Regions from separate parts of the Homo sapiens genome. Here region 2 is linked to region 1. Evidence: read pairs that join two places in POLR2A ChIA-PET (ENCODE). Cell type or tissue: HepG2. All regions are shown on one strand. Links, peaks and the distances in the headings refer to the core of each region. The heading gives the core; the rest is flanking DNA. Region 1 overlaps SYNGR4 (synaptogyrin 4). Region 2 overlaps SULT2B1 (sulfotransferase family 2B member 1).

Region 1 (5,371 bases), core at 61-5,060:
GCGTGTACCATCACACCTGGCTAATTTTTTTTTTTTTTTTGAGACAGTCTCCCTCTATTGCCCAGGCTGGAGTGCAGTGGTGCAATCTCACCACACTGCAACCTCCGCCTCCTGGGTTCAAGCAATTCTCCTGCCTCAGCCTCCCAAGTAGCTGGGACTACAGGTGCCCGCCACCACGCCCAGCTAATTTTTGTATTTTAGAGACGGGGTTTTACTATGTTGGCCAGGCTGGTCTTGAACTCCCAACCTCAGGTGATCCACCTGCCTCAGCCCCCCAAAGTGCTGGGATTACAGGTGTGAGCCACCGCGCCCGGCCTAATTTTTGTATTTTTTGGTAGAGATGGGATTTCACCATGTTGGCCAGGCTGGTCTCAAACACTCCTGACTTCAAGTGATCCTCCTGCCTCAGCCCCGCAAAGTGCTGGGATTTCAGGCGTGAGCCACCGTGCCCAGCCCCAAGGCATCTCTCTTTTTTTTTTTTTTTGACAGAGTCTCGCTCCGTGGTCCAGGCTGGAGTACAGTGGCGCAATCTCAGCTCATTGCAACCTCCGCCTCCTGGGCTCAAGCAATTCTCTGCCTCAGCCTCTCAAGTAGCTGGGATTACAGGCGCCCACCACCACACCGGGCTAATTTTTGTATTTTTAGTAGAGACGGGGTTTCACCATCTTGGCCAGGCTGGTCTTGAACTCCTGCCCTCATGATCCACCTGCCTTGGCCTCCCAAAGTGCTGGGATTACAGGCGTGAGCCACTGTGCCCAGCCTAGTTTTTGTATTTTTTAGAGATGGGGTTTCACCATGTTGGCCAGGCTGGTCTTGAACTCCTGACTTCAGGTGTTCCACCCGCCTTGGCCTCCCAAAGTGCTGGGATTATAGTCGTGAGCCACCGCACCCGGCCGGCATCTCTTTGAATAGTCTGAAAAGCATCCATCTAAATCCGGTTCAATTCTTTAGCTGGGTGCAGTGGCTCACGCCTGTAATCCCAGCACTTTGGGAAGTGGAGGTGAGAGAATTGTTTGGGCTCAGGAGTTCAAGACCAGACTGGGCAACAGAGTGAGACACTCTCTTTAAAAAAAAAAAAAAAGGCCAGGCACGGTGGCTTATGCCTGTAATCGCAGCACTTTGGGAGGCCGAGGCTGGCGGATCACGAGTTCAGGAGATCGAGACCATCCTGGGTAACAAGGTGAAACCCCGTCTCTACTATACAATACAAAAATTAGCTGGGTGTGGTGGCATGTGCCTGTAGTCCCAGCTATTCAGGAGGCTGAGGCAGGAGAATCACTTGAACCTGGGAGGCAGAGGTTGCAGTGAGCCGAGACCGAGCCATTGCACTCCAGCCTGGGTGACAGAGTGAGACTCCATCTCAAAAAAAAAAATAAATAAAAAACAAAAAACTAACTGGACATGGTGGCCTTTACCTATAGTCCCAGCTACTCAGGAGGCTGAGGTGGGAAGATTGCTTGAGCCCAGGAAGTTGAGGCTGCAGTGAGCCATGATGACTCTGCTGCACTCCAGCCTGGGCAACAGAGATCCTGTCTTTAAAAAAAAAAAAAATCTGTCTAATTATTTAGTTTTATAGCCAATACAACTTGGGCCCAGAGACAGTAAGTGACACACCCATGCTTATCCAGAGGGACGTCTAGTGCTGAGTCCTCTCATTTCCATGTCAGAACACTTCCTGTCTCACTGCACTGCTGCTGTTTTCTCTCTATACCCAGCAGGACCACATAGTTATTTCTACACCTCCAGGTACAGGGCCAGCCACACAGGAAGCCTCCAAAAAAGGACTAATGGAACCCAAATTTGATTCCCCACATCTCATATCCTTTCGTCCGGTTTGTGAACTAGTGCTCTGCAGGCCACGATGGCCCCAGGCAGGTGTGTTTCGTTTGGACTGCCCAACGTTTATTTTGTATTTGTTACCCACCGATTTCACTTTTTTTTTTTGAGATGGAGTCTTGCTTTGTCACCCAGGCTGAAGTGCAGTGGCACCACCTCGGATCACTGCAACCTCCACCTCCTGGGTTCAAGCGATGCTCCTGCCTCAGCCTCCTGAGTAGCTGGGACTACACGCGCACGCCACCACACCTGGCTAATCTTTGTATTTTTGTTTTTTTTTTTTTTTTTTCTGAGACAGAGTTTCACTCTTGTTGCCCAGGCTGGAGTGCAATGGCACGATCTCAGCTCACCGCAACCTCCGCCTCCCAGATTCAAGTGATTCTCCTGCCTCAGCCTCCCAAGTAGCTGGGACTAGAGGCATGCGCCACCACGCCCAGCTAATTTTATATTTTTTAGTAGTGATGGGGTTTCTCCATGTTGGTCAGGCTGGTCTCGAACTGCCGGCCTCAAGTGATCTGCCTGCCTTGGCCTCCCAAAGTGCTGGGATTACTGGCGTGAGCCACTGCACCCGGCCTAATTTTTGTATTTTTAGCAGAGACGGGGTTTCACCATGTTGGTCAGGCTGGTGTTGAACTCCTGACCTCGTGATCCGCCCAGTTGGGCCTCCCAAAGTGCTGGGATTTTAGGTGTGAGTCACCGCACCTGGCCTGATTTCACATTTTAAAACCTGCCACAGAATGGATGTCCAAACTGTCGTAGAAAAACCAGAGTTTCTGTAGCTGCACTGTCTGGTAGGGTAGCCAGTGGTTATGTGTGACTGTCAAGCCCCTGAAACCTGGCGAGTCCAAACTGAGGCGTGCTATTGGTGTAAATACACGATGGGTTTCAAAAACTTAGTACCAAAGAGTGGAAAATGCCTCACTAATAATTTTTATATTGATTACATGTTGAAATGATATTTTGGATATATTGACATAAATAAAATATTAAAATTAATTTCACTTGTTTCATTTTACTTTTTTTTTTTTTTTTGAGACAGAGTCTCATTCTGGAGTGCAGTGGCATAATCTTGGCTCACCGCAACCTCCACTTCCTGGTTTCAAGTGATTCTCGTGCCTCTGACTCCCAAGTGGCTGGGATTACAGGCATACCCGGCTAATTTTCGTATTTTTAGTAGAGACGGGGTTTCACCATGTTGGTCAGGCTGGTCTTGAACTTCTGGCCTCCTCAAGTGATCTGCCCACCTCAGCCTCTCAAAGTGCTGGGATTATAGGCATGAGCCACCGCATCCACCTTGTTTTACTTTTCTTAATGTGGCCACTAGACTATTTTAAACTCCCCTTGGGTGTCACATCAGATTTCAAGTGGACAGCACTGTTCTAGAAACCCCAGGCTGGCCAGGCGTGGTGGCTCATGCCTATAATCCCAGCACTTTGGGAGGCCAAGGCAGGAGGACTGCTTGAGCCCAGGAGTTCAAGACCAGCCTGGGCAACATAGTGAGATCCCATCTCTTCAAAAAAATTGAAAAATTAGCTGGGAGTGGTGGCACACACCTGTAGTCCCAGCTACTTTGGGGCTTGAGGCAGGAGGATTGCTTGATGCCAGGAGGTCAAGGCTGTAGAGAGCTATGATTGTACCACTGCACTCCAGTCTGGGCTGCAAAACGAGATGCCATCTCGGAAAAAAAAAAGAAACTCCAGGCCCCGTTACTGAATGTGCGCTGAGTGAAGGCTGCCCCTCCTGGATGTGGCCCTGTTCCCACTATTCCCTTAATAGGCGCTTCACCCACTGGGGTTTCCTGCCTGGCTCCTACAGGTAGGAACGTTTGTGGCCCGTGCCTGAGTCCCCCGCTTACCACTGGGGTTCTCCTGGAATGAAAACTCCTCCTCCCCAAAGATATTCTTTGAAATATTTGAAGACAAGGGTCTCCCTTGAATCTCATTCGCGGACTCAGCACCCCGTTCCTTCACTGACTCCTCACACGCCATGGTTTTTAGTCTTTGGTCACCATGAGGAGTGAAAGGGCTTGGGCTTGAGTGACAGGGCTGGGTCCCCTTGTTGGCCCTTCCTCTTGGTGCTCTCTCCACGGGTGGAAGCATTTTCTCTCTGAACTTTGGTTTCCTCAACTGTAAGAGGAGGCTCCTTGTGCCTCCCTCCCCTGGCCAGTGTGGGGACTCAAGGAGTAGTGACTTGACAGGACTTAGTGTGTAACAGGCCTGAAGAAAGTGCTTCCTGGCCGGGCACGGTGGCTCAGGCCTGTAATCTCAGCACTTTGGGAGGCCGAGGTGGGAGGATCACAAGGTCAGGAGTTCGACACCAGCCTGACCAACATGGTGAAACCCCGTCTGTACTGAAAATACAAAAATTAGCCAGGCGTGGTGGTGGGCATTACAGGTGCGCACCTGTAATGCCAGCTACTAGGGAGGCTGAGGCAGAAGAATTGCTTGAACCTGGAAGGCAGAGGTTGCAGTGAGCCAAGATTGCACCACTGCACTCCAGCCTGGGCGACACAGCGAGACTCTGTCTCAAAAAAAAAAAAAAAAAAAAAAAAAAGTGCTTCCCGCCTCTCACCACCTCCCATCCGTCACTATCAAGGTGGTGCCCCAGTGATGGTTCCAGGAGATGGTATGGAAATGTGACCCAGTGCAGAGACCCCAGCGGTGACCTTGTGGGATTCTTACCCACCCTCGCCACTCAAGCAACCAGAGTGGAACAGACATGAGAAGGACTGAGGGCTGTTTTTAGAAACCCTTCTGGAGGGAGGATTCTCTCTTTATTGATTTGGATAAGGATATTTAGTTGTCAGGCATCATAGCAAGCCGGGGGGACTTTGGAGCGGTCAGACAGGGGGACAGGGCAGAGCTAGCATAACTCAGGCTGTTGGGGCCAGTGGTGGGCATGTTCACAGGGCTGTTGGCAGAGGGCAAGGGGAGGGTGGTCAGCACCATGCCACCCTCATCCAGGAAGCGCTTGTAAGGGACTGGAGCATCATTTCGGAGGTCCTGGAATGCCAGGTAGGCCTGGAATATCTGTGGGCAGAAAAGCGCGTGCTGAAGGCTGACTTGGGCTGGGCAGGTCAGGAGAGGGACTGGGCTGGGGACTGGCCTGGGAAGGAGACAAAAGATACCGGTGTTTGGACTGCTCACTGCCCAGGAGCCCTAGGCCAAAGCACAGGCCCTGATGCTGGGCTGTGGCTGCTCAGAGGAAGCGGCACCTGGAAGGGACCAGTGGAGTCCTGGGGGAACCCCCGACCCCTGACCCCCAGGGGAGCTAAGTGAGAGCAGGAATGTTCTAGCCCTTTCAACCCCACCCTGCAGAGGGTGCCCTCCTAGGGAGGGGTGGTGGAGGGGCTTGTCCTCACCCAGACAAGGATGGAGAAGAAGGTGAAGGCGATGGCTGCCTGGGCACTGCTGCTCCCCAGGAGGAACTCTTTGGGCGGCGAATGCTGCCATTGGTTGGCCAGGAAGCAGAAACCCATGAACCAGACAACTGCCCAGAGAACTGTGGCGTCACAGGGAGAGAAAAGGGGCAGGGG
Region 2 (5,371 bases), core at 155-5,154, 190 kb before region 1:
GGGCTCCGCTGTAGCTTCCATTGCTACAGAGAGGACATGGAGCTTCAAGGAGGGAAGCGATTTGACTGTGGCCACACAAGAGCTGAACAGAGCTGGGATTTGAACCCAAGCTGTGGTGGCCTCTCAGCCCTGTAGACTCAGTCCCTCCTTCCCCATGAACGCCACAGTCCAGCCAAGACCTCCAAATGCACCGAGCAGTAGTCCTACCTCTGGGCCCCTGGAGCTGCTGTTCCCGCTCCTGGAAATGTCCCCCGACCCTGCCACTCTCTGGGCCTGAGCGCAGAGCCAGGACCCCCCTGTCCCCCACCCACATGCCTACGTGGCTGCATTCTCGCATTCCTAAAACAGGTACCCTGTGCCTGCTGTCCACCTTGTAAAACAAATCTGGCCCCGGGACGAACTTCTCTACGCCTGGGACGTAGACAAACAGGCCTGTTTGTTCCCACAAAACACGTCCAGGGCCTGGCGTGCTGATATCGCTCGATTTGAGTGGAGGAATGAAAGGGACAATTAAGCCAGCGAGAGGCCAGGGACAGGGACAGCAGACAGAGCTCCTCCGGGTGGGTGGCCACAGCAGGCAGGTGATCCCCGGGAATGACTCAGCCTCCTGGAGGGTGAATGGTTCTGCCTGCAAGCCCCCTGGACATGTAAATTTTTTTTTTTTTTTTTTTGAGATGGAGTCCTGCTCTGTCACCAGGCTGGAGTACAGTGACACGATCTCGGCTCACTGCAACCTCCGCCTTCCAAGTTCAAGCGATTCTCCTGCCTCAGACTCCTGATTAGCTGGGACTACAGGTGCCTGTCGTCACGCCCAACTGATTTTTGTATTTTTAGTAGACATAGGGTTTCACCATGTTGGCCAGGCTGGTCTCAAACTCCTGACCTCAGGTGATCTGCCTGCCTCAGCCTCCCAAAGTGCTGGAATTCCAGGCATGAGCCACCGTGCCCAGCAGACATGCAACTCTTAAAGGCCCAACTTCCCAGCCCTCCTGCCTCCCTCCTCCATGGACTACTGGGTCCTGGTTCCTTCTCTGTCCCTGCATTCCTGCCCACCTCAGGCCTTCTCCTCTCCCTGTGGGCCCTCGACTCAGCCTCCTCCAGGTCTTCTCCGCTGCCCCTCCTCTGCTCCCAGCCCTCCTGTGGCACCTCAGTGCCCTCAGGTCAAAGCCTAGGCCAGTGCCTCCTCCTCTGGCCTCCTTGCTGCAGACACCAGCTCCAGGCACGCCCATTTTCCACTCTCTGAGTGCCTTTCCCATCTCCTCCTTCCACCTCGACACAGGTCAGATATCACCCTCTTTTTTTTAATTTTTTTTGAGATGGAGTCTTGCTCTGTTGCCCAGGCTATAGTGTAGTGGTGTGATCTCAGCTCACTGCAACCTCCGCCTTCCTGGGTTCAAGCTATTCTCCTGCCTCAGCCTCCCTAGTAGCTAGCACTACAGGTGCATGCCACCATGCCTGGCTAATTTTTGTATTTTTAGTAGAGACGAGGTTTCACTGTGTTAGCCAGGATGGTCTCGGTCTCCTGACCTCATGATCCGCCCACCTCGGCCTCCCAAAGTGCTGGGATTACAGGCATGAGCCACCGCTCCCAGCACAGATGTCACCCTCTAAATGCAGACCTTCTAGACCAATAGCCTCCTTGCCCCAGGAGATGGGGCCACAGCCTCCTTAAACCTCTGAATTCCCTCTGTCCATCCCCCTCCAATCCCAGGAAAGGGCCTGGCACCAGGAGGGGAGCCACCCGTACAGAAACTCTATGCCAAGAACATGCATGATCCTAGACTTCTCCCAGAACCTCAGGAAGTGAGTAGTGAAAGGACCACTTCATGCTCCAAGAAATGGAGGCCCAGAGAGGTTAATATAGTCCCCTAAGGTCACACAGCAGCCATCATAGTTTTCATTAAACACAAGTGCAGCCGGGCATGGTGCCTCATGCCTCTTGTCCTCACCTTTTTCAAGTCTTTGTTCCAAATGTCACCCCTTATCATGAGGGCTACCCTACAGCATCCTGTTTACAGCTAGACCCCCTGCACCCTCTTCCCCTGCTCTGCCTACCATCACACCTGTCACTCACTCCTGAGCTACTCTACAGTTGACATATGACATTGATGGTTTATTGACCATCTTCTCCGCTTGCATGTAAGCTCCATGAGCCTGGGAATTTAAAAAAATCTGGTGTTTTTTTCTTTTGTTATTGTTCTGTCTTGTTTGCCAATGTACCTAAAGTACTCTCAGCAGAGCCTGGCAGCAGGGAGGTGCTTGTCAATATTTATTGAAGGACCCAGGCAGGAGGATCGCTTGAAGCCAGGAATTCAAGACCAGCCTGGGCAGGCTGGGCACTGTGGCTCAAGCCTGTAATCCCAGCACTTTGGGAGGCTGAGGTGGGCGGATCACCTGAGGTCAGGAGTTCAAGACCAGCCTGGCCAACATGGTGAAACCCCATCTCTACTAAAAATACAAAAATTAGCTGGGCACGGTGGTGGGCGCCTGTAATCTCAGCTACTCGGGAGGCTGAGGCAGGAGAATCGCTTGAACCCGGGAGGCAGAGGTTGCAGTGTCCTGAGATCACATCACTGCACTCCAGCCTGGGGACAGAGCGAAACTCCATCTCAAAATAAATAAATAAATAAATAAATAAATTAGCCAGGCATGGTGGCCTGTACCTGTAGTCACAGCTGCTCAGGAAGCTGAGGTGGGAAGATCACTTGAGCCCAGAGTTCAAGGCTACAGGGAGCTATGATCTCACCACTGCGTGCTCCAGCCTGGGTGACAAAGCAAGACCTCATCTCTAAAAATAATAATAGGCCAGGTGTGGTGGCTCATGCCTATAATCCCAGCACTTTGGGAGGCTGAGGTGGGCGGATCACCTGAGGTCAGGAGATCGAGACCATCCTGGCTAACATGGTGAAACCCCGTCTCTACTAAAAATACAAAAAATTAGCCGGGCGTGGTGGCGGGCGCCTGTAGTCCCAGCTACTCGGGAGGCTCAGGCAGGAGAATCTTGAACCTGGGAGGCAGAGGTTGCAGTGAGCCGAGATCGCGCCACTGCACTCCAGCCTGGGGAACAGAGTGAGACTCTGTCTCAGAAAAAAAAAACAAAAACAAAAACGGAAAACAAAAACCAGCAAAAACCAGAGTCACTCTCCCTTCTGGGTGTTTGTCCAAGAGAAATGGAAGCCTATATGTTCAAACCAACATCTACACTTGACCCTCATCTACACTCATGTTTATAGCCACTGTACTCATAATTGCCAAACCCTGGGAACAGCTCAAACGTCCTTGCATGGGTAAGTGGATAAACAGCAGTATTCTGTGCCATGCGATACTACTCAGCGATGAAAAAGAACTGGCCGGGCTCGGTGGCTCACGCCTGTAATCCCAGTACTTTGGGAGGCTGACGCAGGCAAATCACCTGAGGTCAGGAGTTTGAGACCAGCCTGGCCAACATGGCGAAACCCCGTCTCTAATAAAATACAAAAATTAGCTGGGTATGGTGGTGCACGCCTGTAATCCCAGCTTTTTGGGAGGCTGAGGCAGGAGAATCACTTGAACCTGGGAGGTGGAGGTTGCAGTGAGCCCAGATCGCGCCATTGCACTCCAGCCTGGGCAACAAGAGTGAAACTCCGCCTCAGAAAAAAAAAAAAAAAGAACAAACCGGCGGTTCCCACAGCCACAGGGAAGGCTCTCCCAGGCATTGCACTGAGTGAAAGAGCCAGACTTGGAAGGTAAACTCTGTGTAATTCCATCTCTGTGACTGTGGTTGGCCAAATCACAGCCTCCAATGATGTTGTCGTCCTAATCCTTGAAATCTGAGACTGTGTTCCACAAATGGCCAAACGGACTTTGCAGATGTGATTAACAATCTTGACGAGGTGGCTCATGCCTCTAATCCCAGCACTTTAGGAAGCCGAGACAGGTGGATCACTTGACATCAGGAGTTTGAGACCAGCCTCGGCAACATGGCGAAACCCCATCTCTACTAAAAATACAAAATTAGCCAGGCGTGGTGGCGCATGCTTATAATCCCAGCTACTCAGGAGCCTGAGGCAGGAGAATCACTTTAACCTGGGAGGCGGAGGTCATGGTGAGCTGGGATCATGTCACTGCACTCCAGCCTGGGTGACAGAGTGAGTCTGTGTCTCAGAACAAAAAACCAATCTTGAGGCCAGGCATGGTGGCTCATGCCTGTAATCCCAACACTTTGGGAGGCCTAGATGGGAGGACTGCTTGAGGCCAGGAGTTCAAGACCAGCCTGGGCTACACAGAGTGAGAACCCAATCTCTTTAAAAAATAAGAAAAAAAAGAAAGAAAACTCCTGGGCTCAAGCGATCCTCCCACCTCAGCCTCCTAAAGTGCTGGGATTACAGATAGATGTCACTGAATCCAGTGAGTTACAATTTTAGATAAAAATTTATCTAAAATTTATCATATATATATATATATATATATATATATATATATATGTTTTTTTTTTTTTTTTTTTTTGAGACGGAGTCTCTCTCTGTCGCCCAGGCTGGAGTGCAGTGGCGCGATCTTGGCTCACTGCAAGCTCCGCCTCCTGGATTCACGCCATTCTGCTGCCTCAGCCTCCTGAGTAGCTGGGACTACAGGCGCCCGCCACCACGCCCTGCTAATTTTTTGTATTTTTAGTAGAGACAGGGTTTCACCATGTTACCCAGGATGGTCTCGATCTCCTGACCTTGTGATCTGCCTGCCTCAGCCTCCTAAAGTGCTGGGATTACAGGCGTGAGCCACCACGCCCAGCCTAAAATTTATCTAACATTTAATCTAAAATTTGTCATTTATCTAAATGCTAAATGCTGCTAGAACGGTGGCGTCAGGGAGGCCCCTCTGGGAACTCGACATCTGAGCAAAGACTGAAGGTAGCGAGAGAGGGAGCGGTGTGTGGGGACCAGAAGGAAGAGTGAGCGCAAAGAAGTGAGTGGTGGGCTGCTGGGATTCTGGGGCCTGAGTGGGACTGGAGCTGGGGGGCCCTGAGCGGCCCACCCTTCCAGGAATGCGATCGGACAGCAGGAGGGATTTCTCAGCAGCCCTGGCGGTGCCGCTGACTCACTGCCAGCGTCTGTGATCAACTCGCCTTTGGAGAGAGAGCATTGCCAAGACTCCCCCACCACCAGCCTGAGCTGGGTTCAATGCGCTTCACTCCCAGGACGCGCCAAGCAGTGTCCCGGCGCCCTGCCCTGCCTCTGTCCGGGCTGTTCTCCCCGCCAGGCTCTCCCTCACTTGGAGCCCATCTGGGCAGGCGTCCCCAGCTCAACCTCTCAGCAGGATGACTCACCCTTGGCCGTGGCGCAGAGATACTCTCTTGGCAGGAGTGTGACTGGCATAACCTCTTAGGGAGATCGTTTGG

The links. ChIA-PET counts read pairs that join two places held together with the same protein. Peaks named below come from ENCODE experiments on the same cell type or tissue, not always from the same donor. Only the 100,000 strongest peaks of a DNase experiment are listed, where the experiment ranks them.
Region 2: POLR2A ChIA-PET joins it to region 1 with 5 read pairs; 9 of 35 experiments call an interaction of 5 or more read pairs at or near these places.

Annotation. Positions count from the first base shown.
Region 1 is chr19:48,375,579-48,380,949 of GRCh38, reverse strand. It overlaps SYNGR4 (synaptogyrin 4), which reads right to left. Exons shown (of 5, transcript NM_012451.4): 4 at 5,198-5,337; 5 at 4,573-4,865. The coding sequence ends at 4,632. Among named protein-coding and RNA genes, the nearest start is that of KDELR1, 13 kb to the left of the region's middle. In HepG2, for the core only: no CTCF peak of the experiment used is centred there; no DNase peak of the experiment used is centred there.
Region 2 is chr19:48,568,456-48,573,826 of GRCh38, reverse strand. All of the region lies in intron 1 of SULT2B1 (sulfotransferase family 2B member 1), which reads right to left. Among named protein-coding and RNA genes, the nearest start is that of SULT2B1, 19 kb to the right of the region's middle. In HepG2, for the core only: no CTCF peak of the experiment used is centred there; DNase peaks (open chromatin) are centred at 491, 2,246 and 2,726.